Linked DNA regions of Homo sapiens: all the other regions are linked to region 1. A link is a loop called in an ENCODE intact Hi-C map of the cell type or tissue named here. Cell type or tissue: heart left ventricle. All regions are shown on one strand.

Region 1 (8,000 bases):
TTGTATAGGTTATCCTTAAGCAAAAGTATCAATCCTATTACCTTCATATAACAAAAGGAAATTGATTGCTTTTTACTTAAAACAAAACAAAACATTTCTTGGCTTGTTGTGGATTGAGCAGGCTCTCAGCTTCTTGCTTCTTCTTGACACCTTTGCCCAATATGTGATGATCCAACTGCCTCAAAGTGTGACCCAAAGGGAGAACTCAGAGGTTGGTGCTCTGATGGAAGCTTACATATGCATTTATAGTCCCTGACCTTGGCAACTGTAATAGTTTCCTTAATTGGGTCTGCTTTCAGTAACTGGAAGGCAGTCATTCATTTTTTCTTTTTTTTTTTAACTTTTATTTTAAGTTCAGTGGTACACGTGCAGGTTTGTTACATAGGTAAACATGTGTCATGGAGGTGTGTTGTACAGGTTATTTCATCACCCAGGTATTAAGCCTGGTATCCATTAGTTATTTTTCCTGATCCTCTCCTTCCTCCTCAACTCCACCCTCCAATAGGCCCTAGTGTGTGTTGCTCCCTTCTATGTGTCCATGTGTTCTCATCATTTAGCTCCCACTTATAAGTGAGAACATGCAGTACTTGGTTTTCTGGTCCTGTGTGAGTTTGCTAAGGATGATGGGCTCAAGCTCCATCCATGTCCCTGCAAAGACATGATCTCATTCTTTGTATGGCTGCATAGTATTCCATGATGTATATGTATCATATTTTCTTCATCCAGCCTATTCACAATAGCAAAGACATGGAATCAACCTAACACTGCATCAATGATAGACTGAAAGGCAGCATTTTAAAATGGCCCTTTGGCTATTTGTCAATCTGTGTGTGATATAATTACTCTTCTAATTGTTGGCAAGCAAGATAGAAATGCGCAAGTCTGTAAATTCATCATGTCACACTTTCCTATGTGTACATGAATGTTTGTAGCAAGTGTTTGAAACAAACTTTTTGGATTGCAACAAAGGTTGCTGGATTGTTGCCATTTTATTTTTTGCCCCTAGTCCTCCCTCTCACACTCCTCAGTTATTCTTTTAAACTATCGCTTATGTGATCTTTTGAAAACTTTAATGTAATCATGTTTTCCTCTGTTTTAAGCCTCTCACCATCCCACCTTCCTACAGGATAATAGACAAGCATATATGAAAGTTTATGATCAGTCACTACCTATGTATATACTATTTCTCAACATTGGTTGGTATCCTAACAGGTAAAGGACCAAAAATATCCAAGGTATTAGAGTATATTCATTTTCCCCTTTTGGTTCATATTTTACAGCATCCTTTGTCATGCTGTCAAATTCTATGAGCCAGGTGCAATATTTCAATCCCTCCTTCAATTCCTGCTGCAAATTTAGACCTAAGAGTAGGAAATGGGGAAGAGTATTTACTTTTGAAGTTTCAAAAGTGAAAGAAAGTTTGGTATAAACCAAGAAGTGATCAGTATGAAATTTCAAAGGACAAAAATGAAACCCTAGCAGCAGAATTTGGATAATATAACTCTATAATTTGTATTGAATTGTGCAGTATTTTCAGTGTAATGCAACACAATATCTCTTCTCACTGTGAGAAATAAAGAACTGTACTTAATAATGAGGAAGTAAATAAGGAAGTAATACTTGAACTTGCCAGATCCTTCTTAAATGCTCATGTAAACTGAGAAGATATTTGGAAGAGTCTATGAAAAGATAAAAACGCAAAATATTTTGAGATAGGGCACTGGGTTGTTTCAACAGCTTGTCTCATAAACAAGAGAATTTGTAAATAGCTGCTGCTATGGAGTTAACCTGGGTATATTGATTTTCTAAAAGACTTAAGCAACCTATGAAATTATAAACTTTTTTGAAAATGAGTAAGATGAAATAGCTTTAATAGTATACATGGGTTAACATGAATATTTCAGAATCTTCTTTGGAATTGTATCTTTGCTCCAAATGGGAAGGGGCAAAAAATACCATTTTAGAGCAAAACTGTCTCTTGGGTGGCTTGCCCATGTCCAGGTGTTTGCTGTGAAGAGACACAGTAGTTGGAATCCTCAGCCTACACCGTCACTCCCTGCAACTCTCACCACCTGGTTCACCATGGCTCACTCTAGGGGCCCTGAGTACACATGCTGAGTCAGGCAATGATGAAGCCACGAGGCCAGAAAAAGATTCTGACTATCTGGGAAATTACAGAGCCATTCATTTCTCCAGCACAATGTTTACCCATGTGTTGAGATTTCTTGGAAATAAAAAAAAAGACAATTGATGAAGGACTTGTCACTGGGCTTAGCCTTGCCGCTATGCTAAATTTAAACTCTCTTTGTCTTATAGTAGAGAAGTTTCCTTTGAAATATCGTTCATCTGTATGAATATCACATAATAGTGTTTATTTTTGCTTACTTTTTTCCATACGAGTAATACACAGACACAGCAAAATGAATTCCCAGATTGACCAATAAGAAGTGAGGCAGAAAGAAAGTCTTCCTTTATTAACTTCTGTACTCCTACTTCTCTCCTTGGAGGTAAGTATTATTAATAGATTGAATTTCATTTGTTCTAGAAATTTCTATATGTGTCTACATACACATACGCGTTTTTTGTGTTTTGTGTGTGTGTGTGTGTGTGTGTGTGTGTGTGTGTGTGTGTGTGTGTGTGGTGTTTTTTTTTTTTTTTTTTTGAGACAGAGTCTCACTCTGTCGCCCAGGCTGGAGTGCAGTGGCGCGATCTTGGCTCACTGCAATCTTTGCCTCCCAGGTTCATGCCATTCTCACCTCAGCCTCCCGAGTAGCTGAGACTACAGGCGCCCGCCACCACGCCTGGCTAATTTTTTATATTTTTTAGTAGAGACAGGGTTTCACCGTGTTAGCCAGGATGGTCTCGATCTCCTGACCTTGTGATCCACCCGCCTCGGCCTCCCAAAGTGCTGGGATTACAGGCATGAGCCACCACATCTGGCCACATACACGATTTTAAAACATACACACAAAAATTGAATCAAACTAAAACTTATTCCGTGATTTCATGTTTCACCTGAGGGTCATGGAGATTTTTTCCATAGGTGTATATGGAGTTCTGTCTCATTTATGTTAATGTCAGCACAGTATTCCATGAAAAGGAAATGTTCCGTAATTTATTTAGTTACACCTATGCTGCCCCACCCTCTGTCTCAGTTGATGGACTTTTACTTATATGTAGGCTTTTCTTATCATAAACATTGTGGCAAGGAATATTACTGTAAAGAGATCTGTGACATATATAAGAATATCTTTTGGGGATAGGATTGAAAAGGTAAACTTGCTGGATCAAAGCATATGTCCATTTAAAGTCATGACAGATCCTGTCAAATTGCCTTCAAAAGTCCTTCACTTGTTTACATTCCCATCAACAGCTAGTGCTCCCTTCTTACATACCTTCAGCAACATTTGAAATTAACACTCTTTCTATTTTTGCTAATCTGATGGATAAAAGATGATATTTCATTTTAATTCAAATTCCTTTCACAGTGAAGCAGTTGAATTTTTTAAATCGATACATAATATTTTACACATTTATGGGCTACTTTAAACAATGTTTATTGCTCCTTTAGGTTCTTTTGAATTTGCCTTCTAACTTTTGGTGTCTTGCATTATATGACAGTGTGCATGTTTTATGAAATCAAATCTGTTACACTTTTTACACATGACTTCTGTGCTTTGTTTCTCCAGTTCTTAAATGCCATTCACTATGACAACAACGAGAGAATAAAATGAAAGAGAAAGAGGGGGTTATTAAGCAGAAGGAATTGCTCCACGCTCACTGAAGGCCAGTGGCTTTCCAAAGAGCTGGGGAGATGCATTTTTCCATGGGGCCTTAACAGCCACTTGTATCTGTCACAGAGCAGGCCCAAGCCAGAGCATCTAGTTACACCCATTCAAATGCATCCCACATAACCTCATTAATATCTATTCTATTTTATCCCACTAGGGGGTAATGTTGGGCTAAAGACCATTCCTGGTGACTAAATTTGAAGCCAGCGTTCAACATGTTCTGATTGAAGTTTTATTTCTGTGGTCAAAACTAAAAGGATCCATTCCTCCCTTAATGCTAGAGACACTTAGGAAAAAAAAAAGAGAGAAGAGCTTTGAATTCAAGTGTAACTGAAATGATATTATCAAGAAGAGCTTGACAAAAGCTTCTGCTCCAGACAGCACTCAGCAGAGACAATGGATTATTCTATTACAGACACAGGAAGCCACGGACAAAAAGAGGAAAAGATTCAATGGAAGAGAGATGATGTCCTTCATGATGCAAACATCACCTAACATTAAATATTTCCACAGGATTTTATTTCTGCTTAAAATCTAATTTCCTCTTGGGTTCATGGCCTTAAGCTGGCAAAATCCCCTCCTAAAACACTGCCAACGTCATATTCCTGCAGTGCCAGTGTCTCATGGGTCACAGAGCCCTCCTCCATGGCCTGCCTAACTGGCACTCTTCCATCAGAGCGCCAGCCTGTGGGAACAGGTGACTCCCCAGTGGCCTCACTCACAAAGCTCATGGAGAAACACAATGGGTGGAGGCCATTTTTTTTTTCTCTGCCCCCTCTACAATCACGTACAAAAGCACCTTCTAGGATCACCCTTCAAACTTCCAAAGATCTCCCCCTCTCCAAGGGCACTCAGTGTCATGGTACACTTTTAATTTTCTCTGCAAAGGAGGCAAACTCAATTCCTCTTTTAACAGCTCCCTTAAAAATATTAAAGATCTGAATAAAGAAACTTAAAGGTCAAAATGATCCAAATTAAATGAGACAATTGTTTAAGGATTCAAGGGTGTTACTTTTTTTTCTTCTTTTCTTTTCTTTTTTTTTTTTGAGACAGAGCCTTGCTCTGCTGCCAGGCTGGAGTGCAGTGACATGATCTCAGCTCACTGCAATCTCCACCTCCCGGGTTCAATTAGTTCTCCTGCCTCAGCCTCCAGAGTAGCTGAGACTATAGGTGCGTGCCACCATGCCTGGCTAATTGTTTTTATTATTATTATTTTTAGTAGAGACTGGGTTTCACCGTGTTAGCCATGATGGTCTTGGTCTCCTGACCTCGTGATCCGCCCGCCTCGGCCTCCCAGAGTGCTGGGATTACAGGCATGAGCCACCGCACCCAGCCAAGGGCATTACTTTTAAAACAATACAGCCTGGACCTTGTCAGAAAGATGGAAGCAGGGTGGGCCTTCCAGTATTCCACTAAGAAGCTCACAGACAACACCACCAGCACACAAAGTAGGATAATTTTCTTTCCTAGATTTGGTGAGACAAAGAGGAAGAGAGAGAGAGAGAGAGAACTGTACACATGTGGGAGAAAGACATAAAGAGCTCACTAAGTAAAAGAGCTAGGCTGAATTTCAAGAACATCCAGAGTAAAGGAGGCCAGCCCCCTTAGAGATTTTCACATTCTGTTTCTTTTCTTTTCCTTTTTTTTAAGAGATGGGGTCGTGCTATGTTGTTCAGGATGGTCTTGAACTCTCAGTCTCCCAGGTAGCTTGGATTATAGGTGTGAGCCACAGCACCCAGCTACGCATTCCATATCTTTTTTTTTTTTTTTTTTAGACGGAGTTCCACTCTTGTTGCCCAGGCTGGAGTGTAGTGTCATGATTTTGGCTCACTGCGACCTCTGCCTCCCGGGTTCAGGCAATTCTTCTGCCTCAGTTTCCGAGTATCTGAGTTTACAGGTGTCCCCCACCACATTTTTTAGCAGAGATGGGGTTTCACCATGTTAGCCAGGCTGGTCTTGAACTCCTGACCTCAAGTGATCCACCTGCCTTGGCCTCCCAAATTGCTGAGATTACAGGCGTAAGCCACCGTGCCCAGCCTACACATTCTATTTCTGACTGTCACCTTTAGCTCTGACTGACCCCAAGGTATTGAGAGGAGCAACAGGGCCAAGCTACCTGAACCAGGCGTCAGCAGGTAACACAGTCACTTGTCTACACTTCCATGGATATTTTCTACGGTTTTCCTTCCCCATCTACAGACGGACAGTTTGGAAATGGGAAGACATACTATGCCCAGTTTAAAGTCTGTAATTTGAGAGCCTGGGGATGGGGTAGAAAGGGAAGAGTAGCAAAAGAGTCAGCAAAGCGGAGCACAGATCACTGGAGCCCTCTCCTGGGAATAAATGTTCCCTCCCCACACACATCTCTGTCCTTCCTAAATGGACTCCCATCTCTATCTTTTTCCCTCCCTCCTCACTAACTGCAGCTGCCAATTTGAAAGTCTTGTGAGTCAAAAAAAACAAGCCTGGAGATTTCTGTGAGCTCTCTGATTCCCAAGAAGAGGAAAGGAAGAAAATTAGTAAAATGGCTTAGTGAAGCTAAGCCTGTGGGCAGACTACCCTGAGTTACCTGTTCTTCACTCTGCCTGTATTTTTCAATATCTATTTATAATACTGCCTGAAATGCCACTAGGCAGAGCAATTTGGGTTTAGTACTGTCCTCAGACGTGGGCAGTTGGTGTCCTGCCTTGGGCCTCAGGCTTTAGTGGGCTCTGCCTTGTCCAGCCACTCTGACTATGCTGCCCCCACCACGCACTGCTCTGGAAGGACCAAGGAGACTGATGTCAGGGGGACTGTGCCAGTCACCTTGTCCAGACCACACTCTGGTAACCAGAATCCCATTACCCTGCCCAAACAGCTCTGAGTCCCTCCTAGGACCTGCCCAGTCTTCTCCTCATGCTCGTGAGAGCAGAGCCATGTACCTAGGCATGGCACCCTGGGCAGAAGGGTGCCTAGGAGTTCCCTGTTGGGAGGATTGTTTACAGACCCTCTATATATAAGCTGGGGTGTCACATCCACATGCACAACGCCATCCACAGTGAGATAAAAAATGGTGGGGGGTGGGCCTAGGGCCTCCATGTGTACTCTTCCCCGACCCAAACATGCTTTGGGTAGGCCAGCTTGGGTTAGCAATATTTCTTTTAAAAGGGACTACAATACTAACTCATTAGTATGAAATCAGTTTACAAACTCACCATTGGACTCTACCACTATACAAAATGTCAGCAAAAAAAGTCAAACTCTGTAAAATATTTGAAGAGGTTTATTCTGAGCCAAATATGAGTGAGCAATACCCATGACACAGCCCTCAGGAGTCCTGAGAACATGCGCCCAAGGGGGTCAGGCTACAGGTTGGTTTTATGTAATTTAGGAAGATATAAGCTATCAGTCAATACATGTTAAGATGTGTATTGGTTCAGTCTGGAAAGGTGGAACAACTGGAAGTGGTGGGTAGGAGGGTGCTTTCGGGTCATGGGTGGGTTCAAAGATTTTGCGATTGGCATTTGGTTATTATCTAAAGACTTGGAACCAATAAAAATGAACGTCCAGGTTGAGGTAAGGGATTGTGGAGACCAGGCTTTTATCATTCAGGTGAAGACTCCAGGTAGCAAGGCTTCAGGGAGAAAAGAATGTAAATGTTTCTTATCAGACTTAATTAATCTGTTCCATCAGTAATTCTGAAAGGGAGGAGGTATAATCAGGCATGTCCAACACCACCTTCCCATCAAGGCCTGAACTCGTTTTTCAGGTTAACTTTGGAATGCCCTTGGTTGAGATAAGGGATCCATTCAGATGGTTGGGGGACCTGGAATTTTATTTTTCATTTACAATAAGCAGGATCAAGAAGAGGTGGAGAAGACACTGAGTTATATGCCTGGGTCCTGTACCAATGCTGTGCACAACCAGATATCTAATCAATGACTCTAGCCTTGGGCTGACACCCTGAATGACGTTACTATTCACCTCATGACAAGCAGCCCAATCGCAAGCCTAATGCCGAAGACAGGCATGTCTGACAAGTTTCTTGTGTAAGCCAAGTCCTGGCTTGTGTGTTTTGTTGGTAAGGATTCTAACACATTTTCTGGAGTCACAAAAAAGGGGTGCCATGATCACTTAGCCAGAACCACAATTGGAGCCAGATAGAAAAATAGCCACACATGTGCCAGGTCTTTGCCACCCTTGGTCAAACAGAAGTATTTGAAACTTTCC
Region 2 (8,000 bases), 240 kb before region 1:
CCACAAGAAGGGCGTGTGCTGCTCCTACAGGAGGAGCTCAGAGACAAAGCTCAGGCTCAGAATCAGAGACTCCAGCACAAAGCCAGCACCCAAAAGAATTGACACCCTTCGTGGGTAAACTGGAAAAAAAAATATGCTTACCAGAAGGAATTGATATAAGTGTTTACCAGTGTTGGCCTTGGTTCTAGTTAAAAAGGGAAAAAGATAAAGTCTCCTCCAACACCCCAAGATACCTTAGCCATAGACAAGCCTTCTCATGGGCTATGTATCAGAATCCAAGTACTTATACGACCTAAAAACCCAAAGTACGAATTTAAACTTATTGCAAACTGATAGTCACATTCAATGTTTAGTAGAAATGAATGCATATATCCTCACTAGAGGAATACTGTTTAAACCAGGTCTCAAAGGAATTCTCACAAACCAAGTTTGAAGGAATATAAACTCACCACCAAAAGCTCAAAATACATAAGGAAACAAGTCACAGTGAGGAAGAGGGTTGCAGAAAGATTGATGATACGAGAAATAATTGGTTCAAGATATAGGGTAAGTGTTCTAGGGAACCCTACAGGTGATTCTAATGCACCTTGAAGGTGTTATTGTTTTTAGAGACAGGGTCTCACTCTTTCGCCCATGCTGGAGCACAGTGGCACGATTATAGATCGCTGCAGCCTCAAACTCCTGGGCTCAGGTGATCCTCCTGCCTTAGCCTCCCAAGTAGACCTGAGACTATAGACCCATGCCACCATGTCCAGCTAATTTTTAATGTAATTTTTTTTTTTTTTTTAAGAAACGGGGTCTCACTGTACAGGCTGGTCTCAAACTCCTGGCCTAAAGCAATCCTCCCACCTCAGCCACCCAAAGTGCTGGGTTTGTAGGCATGAGCCACCATGCCTGGCCTCATCCTAAAGTTTGAAAACTACCATTCCAGTCACTTCAGAGCTCAATAGCACAACTACCAAAATCAAAGTAGGAAAGCGGGACAAGTAAAATTGTTTATTTGGTTGGTCTACTTTGATCTTATGGTAATGAACTTGGAGGAGACTAAATTTCACCTATAAAATGATGGCTTGAGACTAAAGAAGAAATAATCAAGCCTGTCCTTATACTTTACCCACAGGGTCCCATAGGAACCAACCCTGACCTCTGTCTCCCACTCACCTCTATCTGGACACTCTCCACCTGACTCACAGGGCTGCAGCCACACTGTGTCTGCTGGTTTAACCATGTATCCTGGGGACCTAGAAGGAGCTCAGGGAACATCGTTAAACTAGTAACTGAATGAATGCTGGAGGCTCAGCTTTTTAGCCCAAAACACCAAGTCCAGGCTGGCATATTAATGGAAAGAACTGCCTGCTGAGGACTTGCTGCTACTGACTCTGAAGAATAACAGTGACACTAAAATAAATGCATAGTGCTTATCATCACTGCTGTCATCTTAACGTTAGTAATAATAGTGAACATTTGCATGGTTACTATGCACCAGGCACTAGTCAAGTGCTTTGCATGCATCATATCATTTCGCCCTTACCATAACCCTTTGAAGAAAGTACTATTAGTACCCCATTTTACAAATTCTGATCATGAAGCTTAGAAAGTAGCTTGCCCAAATCACACAGCCAGTAAGTGGCAAAACTGCTCATTAATCCGTTTTCTGGCTCCTAAAAGCTGCTCTTCACCACCATGATATATTATCCTCCCTCATCTGAAAAAAGAAGCTGACAGGTTTCTGTCTTTATCTCTGTAAAATAAGATGAAAGATATTTAAATTTAAATTTAAAAAAACAAGTCTGGTGTGGTGGCTCATGCCTGTAATACCTGCACTTTGGGAAGCCCAGAGAGGAGGATTGCTTGCAGCCAGGAGTTTGAGACCAGCCTAAGCAACATAGCGAGACCCTGTCTCTACAAAATAATAATAATAATAATAATAATAATAATAATAATAATAATAATAATAAAATAAATTAGCTGGTGTGGTGGCACGCACCTGCAGTCCCAGCTACTCAGGAGGATCGCTTTAGCCCAAGAGTTTGAGGATCCAGGGAGCCATGATCACACCACTGCACTCTAGGCTGAGTCCAGAGCAAGACTCCAAAAAACAACCACAACAACAACGACAAAGCACCTTTGCAGTAGAGAAATATAATAAACACTATCTCAGTCAGGTTGTCAAAATTAACATCAACAATGATGCATACATAAGTATGTAGCCTTGATATGATGTGATGAGAATGTTACTGGGGTTTTCCTCCCAAAAACCCATAACACAATCCTGGTAGAACCATGATAAAAACACCAGACAACTCCACACCGAGGAACATTCTACAAAATACATGACCAGTATTCCTCAAAAACTGCTAAGGTCATCAAAAACAAGGCAAGTCACAGAAACTGTCAGAGACCAGAGGATCCCAATGAGACAAGGTAATTAAATGTAATGTGATGTCCTCAATGAAATCCTGGAACAGAAAAAGGACATTAGGGGAAAAGTTACAATGATAGTGAAATCTGAGTAAACTCTGGAGTTTAGTTAATGGTAATGTACCAATGTTGATTCCTTAGTTATGACAAATGTACCATGGTAATGCCAGGTGTTAGCAACAGGAAAAACTGAGTGATGGAAATACAGGAACTCTCTGTACTGTCTTTGTAAGTTTTCTGTAAATTTAGAACCATTCTAACAGGAGTTTTTTTTTTAAGGAGATACTATTATCAAATATAACAACCTATTGAATTATTAGAAGCAAAGAATTCATCTCTGATGACACTGTGGAGTGTCCTCCGTTGGAAATTTTAGGAATAAAACAGAAAGCTCAGTACCCTGAAGAATTTAAATGTTAGTCTTCTTGAAACATAACACTGAACCAAATTATTTCTTGACATCAATTATATTTTAAGACTATACATTTGTGATTTTTATTAATTGTTACAATGACTCTTCAACACTGAGTAACTGGAAAATTTGCCAAATGAAAAGTTAATCTTTTGTAATTATATGTCAGAGTTATCACAAAAATAATGAGTAGGTGTCTCAGCTACGGCACAGTAATTACATTAAACATTGGCTGGGTAAAGAACCAAACGTTACAGAACGCTTGCTGTTTGTGTTGGTATTTATGTAGTTGAGCTGTTTCTCCCAGTAGGGGGCTCTGTTGACCATCAAATGGAAAAGATGCCCTGGCGTTAGGGAACAGAGTTTTTTGGATTCTACTTTGATTAGCGTTTGTAGGGGTAACTTTGAGGAAGAAAAACCTTTCACAAATCTTCTCCAGTTAGAAAGGAAGATTAGACAACACCAACTAATGTGGTTGGGGGTAGAGGATGTTTCAGAGAAGAAAGAAGGTATATTGGACCATACCAGAAAACAGAGACCTTCAGAATGCTCTTAGGCCTAGATATTGCTGAAACCATATATGCTCAAATGAAAAGCAGGTTTGAAGTGATAAAACTAGAAATGCCATATCCCACTTTCAGGATATGTGTTCCTGAAAGGTAATATTGGAGAAATGTCCTTCTTATACATTTTTTAATTGAGATAAGGTCTTGCTTTGTTGTTCAGGCTGGTCTTGAACTCCTGGCCTCAAGCAATCCTACCTTGGCCTGCCAAAGCACTGGGATTACAGGTGTGGTCCATCACACCTGGCCAAAGAAATATTCTTGAAGTATCACTTACATACTCATTGATTGACCACTAATGCCCTATTCCACATAGCATTTCACAAGATAGCTCATGCATTTAATTCTTTATCTAAATGCAGGAGCAAGAGCAGCCTCTACACACACACACACACACACACACACACACCCACACCCACACACACACATACACATTGACCCAATAAAAAATTTTAATGATCTCCCATTTCTATAAGCCCAAGTACAGAAGAGAATTCTTGATTGGTTTCTAAGTCCTGCTCTACCTAGCCTCTGACAACATCTCCAGAATTATCTTAAACCACTTTCCCACTCACTCTGTGTGTTCCAGCCCCACTGGCTTTAACATCTTCTATTTCTAACATGCAGAGCACCATCCACTACAGGGCCTTTGCACAGGTTTTCCACACAGCCTTATTGGTCTTATCCTATTCACCTCCTTCTATTTAATGCCAATTCATTCTTTGGATCTCAGCTCAAGAGCTTTACCTTGAAGAAAACTTCTCTCACCCCTGGATTAAATATCCCAGTTAAACGTTTACATAGCACCTTGTACTTGGCCATTATAGCTCTAATGACAGGTCTACTCCATGTATTAAACAATGTTTAGTATTGATAGTTTGCTTATGTGGTTGTCAGATTAATACCAATTCTCCAACCTAGATTGCAAATTACTTGAGATTAGGATCCATGTTTTTATTCTCCATGTATCCCAGTACCTAGCATAGGACCTGGCTTAGCACAGGTTTTCAACATATATTTGTTGAATAAATGATTGAAGGAATGACCATGCCACACACACATTCTCAGGAAAAACAACACTTGGATTTCAGAATGTACTACTTCCAATGGGGAAAAAAAATCCTGCTGACTTCAGAGGGAGTAAAGCCAGAAAGACAAGCAATAAAAGATGGTATCTTTGCCCAGAATGTGTAGGTTCTCTGACATTCACTGCCTTACCAAAGCCCATCCTGTTTTCTGAAATGCTGAGTCAGGTTATTTGGAGAAATTCTTTTGGCAAAAAAAACCTCTTTTTTGTTTGCTTGTTTCTATAAGCCAGGGAACACCAAATATTGCCAGTAAACCACCAGAAGCTAGGGAGAGGCACGGAACAAATTCTCCTTCAGGACCCTCAGAAGGAACCAACCTTGCTGACACCTTAATCTCCTCCAACTTCTAGCCTCCAGAACTATGAGACAACACATTTCTGTCATTTAAGCTAAAAAACAATTTAATGTGATAAAATATAAATATAGATAGAATATATACAATGTATCTTAAAAGAATCAAAGCAGTGACAAGATAGGAAGGAAATACCAGACCTACCATGAAGAGAAGTCAGCATCCCAGAAGCACAAATGAAGACAGAAGCTTCTTTTCCTCTGAGAGTAGTTATCCACCCTAAAAATACTGGATTTTCATTTTAGTGGCCTCCTGGCACTGGAAGAAAAAAATCAACTCCCAGAAACCACATAAAATCGAAAGCCTAATAAGAGATTCACCCCTTAAATAATCTGTAAAGACCCCCCCCCCCATAGACCAGTCCTAGCACAGAACCACAACCTCAGTTAAACTCTCCTGAGTATCCTGTATTTTCCAGGTAATTTCAAGGCTTAAATTTAGTTTAAAGTTGTCTTAAACTGGTAGTGCCTCTAGATACCTTGCAGAATCAAATACAAATACTTTCTGGGAAAAAAAAGCCAATTTCATATTAGGCATCAAAAAATTTGTCCAAAACTAAGCCAAAAATAGCCAGATACACAAAGAAAGTAGATGTCATAAGAAATATCTGGCAGAATACAGACCACAGAAACAGAACTACAAAGACTTCAAGTCTTAGAATTATATAAATTAACTGTATTAACTATATTTAAATTTTTTGTTTAAAAATTAATAACATCTGAAAGGAAGGAGAAACTATGAACTGACATATATTTTTACAATTTAAAGTATAAAACAGTTTTTGAAAAGGATCAAATGGAACTTTCAGAAAAAAAGTAATAAAATACCAAAATTTAAAACTCAGTAGATGAATTGGTTTATTAGCAGATTAGACACAGGTGAAGAAAAAAATTAATATACTGAAAAATAGTGGGGGGACAACTATTCACAATGAAGGACTGAGTGACAAAAAGATTGCTGATACAGAAAAAAAGGTAAGGGACATAAAGAATACCACAAGTGTTTAATGGGTATCTCTGAGGGTAAGAAGGAAAAGAATAAGGCAGGGACAGTATTTAAAGAGACAATGAAGATTTTCAGAACCAATGAAAAACACTATTCACAGAATCAAAAAGCCCAGTGAATTCAAAGCAACAGAAATTCATAGCACCACATACACATAATAGAAAAGAAAAAAACTTAAATCAATAATCTAAGCTTCCCCACAAAAATTAAAATTAAAAATAATCTAAGCTTCCACCTCAAAAACCTAGAAAAAGAAAAGCAAAATAAGTAGAAGGAAGAAAACTATGAAACTACAAAAAATTAGAAAATCAATGAAATTGTGAAGATGAAGAGCTTCTCAAAAAACATTTCAAGGTAAGAAATGAAATTGGAAACAGAAAAATGATTGAAAAAAAATCAATGAAACAAATAGCTGGTTCTTTGAGCTTAAGCCCAGGAGTTCAAGACCAGCCTGAGCGACATGGTGAAACCCCACCTCTTCAAAAAAAATACAAAACTCAGCCAGGTGTAGAGGTGCATGCCTATAGTCCCAGCTACTAAGAAGGCTTAGGTGGGAAGATTTTTTATCCAGGAGGTCAAGGCTGCAGTAAGCAGTAGCCCCACCACTGCACTCCAGCCTGGGTGACAGAGTGAAACTGTGTCTAAAAAAATAAATAAGTAAAGAAGAATCAACACCAATTCTACAAAATCTCTTCCAGAAAATAGAAGCAATCCAAGCAACTCTCAATTTATTTTCTGAAGCGAATATGACCCTGATATTAAAACCAGACAAAGACAGCACAAAAAAAAAACCTACTGGTGAATATTCCTCATGAATATAGAGGCAAAAGTCCTTAACAAAATATTAGCAAATAGAATCTAGTAAAATATAAAAAGAATTATACACTGTGATTGCTATGGTATGAATGTGTCCTTCCAAAATTTATAGTGAACCCTAATCCCTATTTTGGTGGTATTAAGAGGTGGGTCCTTTTGAGAGGTGATTAAGTCATGAAGGCAAAGCCCTCATGAATGGAATCAGTGCCCTTATAAAAGAGATTAATGGGAGTAGCTTTGCCCTTCTGTCATGTGAGGATGCAACAAGGCACCATCTATGGAAGCAGAGAGCAAGCCCTCACCAGACACCAAATCTGCTAGTGCCTTGATCTTGGATTTTCCAGCCCCTGGAACTATGAACAATACATTTCTACTAAATTACCTGATCTCAGGTATTGTATTATAGCAGTCTGAATAGACTAAGACAATGGCCAAGTAGAATTTATTCCAAAGATGCAAAGCTGGCATCATGTTTAAAAATTAACCAATGTCATCTACAATATTAACAAATTAAAGAAGAAAAATCTCATGATTGTATCAACAAATGCAGAAAAAGAATTTAGTAAAATGTAATACCCACTCACAAGTGAAAAAAAAACCTGAAAGAAAAATAGGAATAGAGGGGACTTTCTCAACCTGATAAAGAGCATCTATAGAGAACATACAGCTATCATTATACTTAATGGTGAAAGACAGAATGCTTTCCTCATAAGACTTAGAACATGACAAGGATGTCTGCTCCCATCCCTCTTACTCCACACAATGCTGGAAGTTCCAGCCAGTGCAATGAATCAGGAAAGGGAAATAAAAAGCATAGAGATCAGAAAGGAAGAAATAAACTGTCCCCATCTGCAGATAACATGATTACATAGAAAAGCCCATGGACTCTCCAAAAACAAACAAACAAAAACCTCTTAGAACTAATAAGTGAGTTTAGCAAGATCACAAGATATAAGATTAACATACAAAAACTCTATTGTATTTCTATATGCTACCAATGAGCCCATGAACATTGAAATTAAAATACAATGCCAGTGGCAATAACAAAAAAATAAATACTTAAGTGTAAATGTAACAAAGCATGTTCACCACTCACTTACATGCTACAAACTACAAAATGCTGGTGAAAGAAGCTGAAAAAGAACTAAATAAATAGAGATGCTTTCCATGTTCATGAACTGAAGAACTCAACAAGTGTCACTTCTCCACAGATTGATATACAGGTTTACCACAGTTTCTATCAAAATTCCAGCAAGAATTTTTGTAGATATATACAAGAATAATCTAAAATTTATATGATAATGAGGAGAAACTAGAATCTCTAAAACAATTTTGGAAATGAA
Region 3 (8,000 bases), 250 kb after region 1:
GCTGATGTTTTTCTTTTCCCTTCAAGGCTCAGGGATGAGCAGCTTTATAGATAAGGGCAGTCCTGATCATAACCCCCCTGCATTTGCACAAAACAGTATAGGTAGCCTATCCCTTCCTGCCTTAAATCCTGGTGCTCACTTCTCTTCCTTACTAATAAATGTCCTTTGTGGATTTTTTTTCCAGAATAGGGCACTTTGATCTGCATTAGAAACCTGTTCAGGCAGATATTCTGTCTCCTCAATGATTTTCTTAATGGCATCTGGAAACTTGTCTGCTGTCTCTTGATTGGCAGAAGCTTCTTCTTTAATTATCTTGACATTTTTAAAGCCAAACCTCTTCCTAAAATTATTAAGCCATCCTTTGCCAGCATTAAATTCTTCAGGTTTACATCCTTCGCCTTCCTTTTGCTCTAAGTTGTCATATAATGACTTCGCTTTTTCTCAAATCACATCACAGTAGGTATGCCTTTCTTATAGCAATCCTGCATTCCCACAGAAAAACTGCATTTTCAATACTAGATAAAAAGGTATTTTGCAAAAAGTGTAAGTTTTTCATGCTTGCTGGTGTAGCTGCAGTGATAGCTTCATGAATTTCCTTTTCTTTTTTTACAATCTTTCTTAAGCTGAATTCATTTATCTTGAAACGGTGGGCAACCACAGCTGCAGACTTCAATCTGCAATACATATCAAGCAATTCAACTTTGTCTTGTAATGTCATGAATTTTCTCTGCTTCTTGGGAGCACTTCCAGCATCACTAGTGGCACTTTGTATGGGTGCCATGGTGTTATTCAAGGTTTACAGTATTGCACTAAACACAATGAAAAAACACTAGAGAACCACAAGAGATTACTTTTTACTGCTATAGGCAATTTACCAGAGAGATGAACTGCTCACACAGAGATAATTAGCATCCCATGGCATTTTAAGTGGATACTCACAGCACTTAAGCTCACAGCAATAGCAGCAGGAAGTGGCTGTGAAATTATGATGGTAGTACAGTATGTACTACAGTTAATTTTATGCACTTATGGTTTAATACAGCATCTGTACATTTGTTTACATTTCTCTCAACTGCAAATGGTGCCATGTGTGCTCTGTAAGCATGTGCATAAGTTTTGATAAATTGTAACTTTTTATAATAGATTTGTGATATTTTATGGTAATAGTAACACAGACTAGTATCTACATATGTTTATGCATTTGTGACATACCTAATTTTTTATATATTTCTAGGCTATGAAGTTTGTGAATTTTTCCAAATTGTCACAATCTCCAAAAAATTTTCCATTATATTTACTGAAAAAAATGCATACAAGTGGACTCATGCAGTTCAAACCCATGGTGTTCAAAGGTCAGCTGCACTTACAAGCTAACGATTGCCTGTTTCATGAATGCTGGCGGAAGACATGAGATGTCTGGGTCAGAGTCTAAGGACTCTCTTACTCCCAGCTCATCATGAGCTTCATGCTGATTTGTTGCTGTTACCTATGTCCCCCAAGTCCCACAGGGATGAGGCAGAGGGCCCCTGTAGATGCCTATACATGCAGCGGGTTATAATATAGGAGAGGAACATTGAGTTTGGGGAATCTTTGGCTTTTATGGCAAGTGGAAGCAAGCTTGCTCTTTAACCAGAGAGGCATTACCTCATCCCTTAAAGTTGCTCTCTGAAAACATACCTGAGTAAAGCCTGGGTTGACTGTATTCTTGGCATACCAGCAAGAATATGCAATGACACTCAGGGCCCATCCCAGTTTGCTTCTCCCAAAAACCTCTAAATTGAATGATCTTTAGTTCTGTGTCAAACTCCTGTTTTTCTTCCTCCTTCCTTATATAGTATCCTAAGGGAAATACCACAAAATGTCTCAGAAAATGTTGGTTGGATATCTAAAGTTTAAAAAGGAAGAGAACCACACCAGCTGGAGATTAAAGAAGCATCAGTAGAAGTCAGTGGCCATTAATAGAAATATTTTTAAAATAAGTCAAGTAGTATTTTTGTAGCTCCCTCCCTAACCTTTCTTTTCCACTATTTGACCAAACCCTACAACAATAAGAAGTAACAGCTGGGCACAGTGGCTCACGCCTGTAATCCCAGCACTTTTGGTGGCTGAGGTGAGCAGATCACTTGAGGTCAGGAGTTCCAGACCAACTTGGCCAATATAGTGAAACCCTGTCTGTAATAAAAATACAAAAATTAGCCGGGCATGGTGGCTTGGCCTGTAGTCTCAGCTACTTGGGAGGCTGAGGCAGGAGAATCGCTTGAACCCAGGAGGTGGAGGTTGCAGTGAGCCAAGATCACACTACTGCACTCCAGCCTGGGCAGCAGAGCGAGACTCTCACAAAAAAAAAAAAAAAAGAAGAAGAAGAAGAAGAAGAAGTAAGGACACACCTGTCTTTAGCCGGTCTTTAGTTTGTTTTAAAACAATTGCTTAAAATTAGTAATTACCAGGATAGTTAGTAACACTCATCGCAGTGAAGCAAATCATGCCCAGTGTGAAGCAAAGATATGGCCAGGCTCTCTCTTTCCTTCTTCAGTGAAGGCAGAAAACTAAAGAAAGCCTTGCTACTAAGGGATAGGGGCTGTGTCTGTGTCGTGCTCAGAATCACTCTCAGTGTCTGCTCTAAAGGCTGATGACAACCAATTTAAATCAAGTTCAAGTCCCCTTCAGCCTTAGAAGAAATAGCTCCTCAAGTTATTGAAAGAGCCCAGAATTCCTTGCAACTCATTCTTTATTATAGAATTATGAGTTCTAGAGTTTGTAGATTTTCTTTTTGTACTACATGAAGCGCATTACAAGAAAGTATCTTGTAGCTTTCATTTTGGGAGAAAATAGATGTAGTCCTCAGAGGTATTCTGAATCCATTCTTGTCACTCACAGAAGTTTCTTCACAGGAGATCTCCATGACTCTTTACGTTTCAAGGTATTAATTTTACTTGGAGCATTGTTTGTCCCACCCAAAGAGTTTTACGTTAAAATACATTATTTTATTTATTTAGAGAGAGGATCTCACTTTGTCACCAAGGCTGGAGTGCAGTGGCACAGTCATGGCTCACTGCAGCCTCAACTTCCTGGGCTCAAGTGATTCTCTTGCCTCAGCCTCTCAAATAGCTGGGACTACAGGCACAGAACCATGCCTCGCTAATCTTATTTCTTGTAGAGATGAGGTCTCATTATATTGCCCAGGCTGGTCTCAAACTCCTGGGCTCAAGTGATCCTCCCACCCTGGCCTTCCAAAATGTTGAGATCACAAGTGTGAGCCACTGCGCTGGCCTAAAATACAGTTTAATAGAGTTTTTCCTAACAAGCACCATTGGCCGCAACTGAAGTCAGCATTTTAACATTGTCACGTGACAGTCAGTTCTAGCTTTGATATAAAAGTCCTAAAGTGTACTCTTAGCATCACTTTCCAGAAAAAAAAAAAAAAACCCACTGCCGTGCTGCAAGGGACCATTGACAGAAATGGTGATTACAGTGCCTGTCCCTACAGGTCTGTCAGCAAGATAAAATAAGAAAATCTGAGAGAAGTTGCCTGGCATGGTGTCAGTACTCTTGGCATACCAGCAAAAATATGTAGCGAAACTCAGGGCCCATCCCAGCCTGCTTCTCCCAAAAACCTCTAAATGGAATAATCTTTAGTTCTGTGTCAAATTCCTATTTTTCTTCCTCCTTCTTTATACAGTATCTTAAGGGAAATACTACAAAATGTCGCAGAAGGTGCTGGATGGATATCTAAAGTTCAAAAAGGAAGAGAACCACACGAGCTGGAGATTCAGGAAGCATCAGTAGAAGTCAATGGCCATTAATAAAAACATTTTTTATTAAAATATTGAATCTGAATAGAAACCTCCTGTACTTCATTTCTTAAATCCCTTGAGGGTAGTAACTGCATCTTCTCCATTGATATAGCCCCTGCCAAGCACAGTGCCTGAAGGCAGGTCCACAGACATTGGCTGAATAAACGAGTGCTCTGTTCCCAGTCCGTACTTTCTCTGTGTCATAAAAAAGCTGACATGTCTGTGCTGCATTTGAGGATGACACTGGATTTCCACATTGCCTTTTCGCCTCAGAGCTTATATTACTTCCTATCAAGTTATCTCTCTGCCCCTCATCGCATCCCAGTGAGAAAGCAGAAAATCCTAGAAAGTCATTTTCCTTACTGTTCCGGTGGTGGCTCTTCACGCTTACAGAACGTTAGGTACACTGGGAACATCACCTAGAGGGACACTGACATCACCTCATCATAACATATGTCTCTGACAACTGTCAGGAGATATTCCAAGTAAATGAAAAGACACCGTGAATGCCACTTAGGGGTTCTACACAGGGAACTATTAGTGACAAAAGCCTATTTATTCTCTTTGAGATGGTATGCTGGTGACCTCTAGTGGCAAAATTGGTTCAAAATCAGCTTCTATTTCCCACAAAATTTACTTCTTTATTAATTCATACTTTAATTTTATCCTTTAGTAACATTCTCTACTTGTGGAATGTTCTTAATTATGCACAATGATTTGTGTCTGTTCATATCCAAGTAGCACAATTTTGGCATTTCACGAAATCACAGAACTGTTGAGCTGAAATAGTTCTCAAGGGACCTGTCAGTCTTATTTCATTATACCTGGAAAATGAGACCCAGAGGAGTCAAGTGGCTTGCCTGAAGCCTCACCACAAGGGGGCGACAAAAAGTCTTCTGACTCTAGCACACTGCCTGCCTGGTAGTAGAACCCAAGCGACTAAAGAAAAAATGGGATCTTGTTTAGAGTTCCATGCGGAGGAAGAGCATGTATGCTGTCCTATCCCTCACTATTGTATCCTGGGTGTGTGAGGAGCCTTTAATTCACAGGTCTTTAGAGAGAGTACAAAGCATCTGAAGGACCATCCCTGAGGAGCCTCACTCATATCTGCATGGGCATCTTTAGATCCCACGTCTCCAGCCTGAGTCTGATGTCATATTGAATGAGACTTCTGGGGCGTCTTGAGAGAGTAAATGTATTTTGCATTTGGAAGGATGTAAATTTAGAAGGATATAAATAATCTGTGTCCAGAGGACCAGCTGTGGTGATTTTTTAAATGGTCACAAATCCCTTGACATGCCCTCACAGACATCCTCTCCTACGTTCCTTCCCCTTGAAGCTGAACAGGCTTGGGACTGCTTCCACCCAGAGAGTGTAATGGAAGTGACGCTGTGTGACTTCTAAGAATCAATCATAAAAAGTACACACAACCTTCCTTGTTGGTCTTAGAACATTTACTCTAGGGAAAACTAGCCACCAAGAAGAAATACAATTCCCCCCAAACCACTATACTGAAGAGACCATATGTAGGTGCTCAAAATGACAGCTCCAGCTCAGCTCCCAGCCAGCAGCCAGCTTCCACCGTGGCTGTGTGAGTGAGCCACCTTGGATACACAGCCTGTCTAACTTCAGATGACCGCAGCCCCCACCCACATCTGACTGTAGCTGCAGGAGAGACCCCTAAGGGAGAACTGCTCAGCTAAGCCCTTCCTGAATCACTCAGCCACAAAATAGTGAGCAAAATGAAACGCTGTCGCTCTACAACACAAACTTGTGGGTAAATTGTTACACAGCCATAATATACAGAACAAATAGTTTCTTAAAGACATTTCTCTCATTCTGTAACAAACACTGAATGAAAATGCAAAATATGTTATATACATGTTAAATCCTGGTGGAATTGCACTTAATCTGTTCAACTTTCATAAATCAAAGAGTTCTTGGTCCAAATGAATAGGTATTCTAGGTGACAGAAATATAAGTTCTTCCTCTTTCTTGAAATGGTGATTCCATTTAATAGAATGGTGATTAAAATGGAATGGTGATTCTATTTTAAGAAGGCTAAGTAAATTTTATGCAGTTTTCCAAAGGGAATTTTCTATTTCAGAATCCTAGCCTTTCTCAACCAGGTTTCCCCAAATGAACCACAAAACACAGAAAAGGATTTGAGTGACTACTTTCTGAATTCTCCCAAGGGTGTTGTATAACTAGTACCTTTCTAGATGCAATGAAAGAATTTAATTCAATGCATACAATGAACACCTTAGGAAGGCTTAGTTCCCTCTCAGAACCCAGGCTGAGAAGGCTGGCAGGCACTATAGGCTAACTCAGCCATACAGTAGCCTTATCAACAGGAAACTGAAGTTTAGAGAGGTTAAATAATTTGCCCAATGTTACCACAGCTAGCTGAGCAAGGATTTGATTGCAGGGACTTCAACTCTAGAGCTTGGAAACTTAGTCATTACTCAGTGTTTCTAAGAAAAATACTCCATAAATGGGTAATAAACAAGGGAAATGTTAGCTCTTAGCAGCAATGTTTGTATGTGAACAGTTAATGGACTTAGCAGCAATGATCGTAACTATCTGGTAATGCAAATTACAAGTGCGTAAACTCAAAGTTATCTGAGCCAAAGATTTCTTTTTCCTTTTACTTAAAATAATAAAGGTAAAACTTTTTAAAAAAGTATTCAACTCAGGTGTTGCTTTATCTCCAAACCTGTAAGCCATCAATACAATAGGGAGTGTGAATCAGGGGAAGGACAGAAGAGTGGAGTGCAAAGGTCAGGCCCTGAGACCAGGGCGAGAAAGCAAAGGGATTAGGAGTGCATAGGCGTTAGAGAGAGAGAAAGGAAGGGAAGGAAGACAGAACACAGCAATGGAAAGGAGACATACACCACAGAAAGCACTCAAGAGAGGATCAGAGGCAAGATTACAACAAAGGACACAGTGGATAAAACATTTGTTGAGGGAATGAGGAAAAGGGGAGAAAGAGAAGATGTGGGGTATAACGAATTAAAGATGCTACTATTCGTCATTCTTTATTAGAATGACGAAAATAATACCAACTACGATGGGTTAGGAAAAGTAGTATAGTGAGATGGCAAAGGCAGCTCTGATCTGTCTCACCATTTTGACAAAGTGGCATATCTGATATGTAGAATTTAAGGTCATAATCCTAATGTGAGTCCTGGCTTTGAGATCCAAGTGAAAATACCAATGTTTGGTTTATAAACACCTTATCTCCTTAGGGAAATTAAGGTTAACAACTTCAGGAGCCCAGCCACATGGCAATAGGAACATGCATTGTCTACACCCACTTCCATCCAGTGGCATTCACTGCAGGAGGTGCCAGGCTGAGAGTCAAATCAGATACACGGAACTGACAGCTGGGTATGTAATGGGTGAATGGATAAAGGAATATTCCACTTTTCCTTGTTGAATGCCCTTCCCTATCTCTACTGGTGAAAAATTTGAAGACAAATTTACTGGAGAAGAAATGAAGTGAATATAAGTGTAAATTTGAATAATTCAAGGCAGTAGGAATAGAATCTCTGTACACCTGATTACCATATATAAAAGATTTTAAGGCTGGGTGCAGTGGCTCACACCCGTAATCCCAGCACTTTGGGAGGCTGAGGCAGGCAGACCACTTGAGGTCAGGAGTTCGAGACCAGCCTGGTCAACATGGTGAAACCCTGTCTCTACTAAAAAAAAGTACAAAAATTAGCCAGGTTTGGAGGCAGGCTCCTGTAGTCTCAGCTACTCCAGAGGCTGAGGCAGGAAAATCGCTTGAACCTGGGAGGCGAAGGTTGCAGTGAGCCGAGATTGCACCACTGCACTCCAGCTTGGGCAACAGAGCGAGACCCTGTCTCTAAATAAATGAACAAATAAATAAATAAAAGATTTTAAGGTACTATGTATCTCTTCCTTTTATCCTTCTCTAAGGATATACTGAGGATTATAACTCACTTAATAAATTGGGAAAAAGTAAATCTATTCTGATATAAATAAATAAATAGTTTGATGTGAAATGAAATATTTATATAGTCTCAAAATATCTCCCTCTAAAATACGTGCTAATTACTGAAGGAAAAATGAGTCAGACACCACCCGTAATCAAGAGCTCAAAGTTAACCTCACTGGTAAAGGGAACATAGAAATTATATACCACCTGACAGTATGCAATGAGAAGAACACAGTATCATT

The links. Peaks named below come from ENCODE experiments on the same cell type or tissue, not always from the same donor. Only the 100,000 strongest peaks of a DNase experiment are listed, where the experiment ranks them.
Region 2: a loop joins it to region 1, with 5 times the contacts of the local background. A loop is called at or near these places in 39 of 110 quality-filtered maps.
Region 3: a loop joins it to region 1, with 7 times the contacts of the local background. A loop is called at or near these places in 75 of 110 quality-filtered maps.

The regions. Positions count from the first base shown.
Region 1 is chr4:140,606,163-140,614,162 of GRCh38, reverse strand. No RefSeq gene overlaps it. Among named protein-coding and RNA genes, the nearest start is that of UCP1, 41 kb to the right of the region's middle. In heart left ventricle, a CTCF peak has its summit at 3,949 (motif pointing right); no DNase peak of the experiment used is centred here; H3K27ac peaks cover 941 bases.
Region 2 is chr4:140,846,367-140,854,366 of GRCh38, reverse strand. No RefSeq gene overlaps it. Among named protein-coding and RNA genes, the nearest start is that of TBC1D9, 94 kb to the right of the region's middle. In heart left ventricle, a CTCF peak has its summit at 3,145 (motif pointing right); no DNase peak of the experiment used is centred here.
Region 3 is chr4:140,356,654-140,364,653 of GRCh38, reverse strand. The region is part of intron 2 of SCOC-AS1 (SCOC antisense RNA 1); the gene reads left to right. It also overlaps a transcript of SCOC not described here. Among named protein-coding and RNA genes, the nearest start is that of SCOC-AS1, 13 kb to the left of the region's middle. In heart left ventricle, CTCF peaks have their summits at 4,431 (motif pointing left) and 4,632 (motif pointing right); a DNase peak (open chromatin) is centred at 4,667.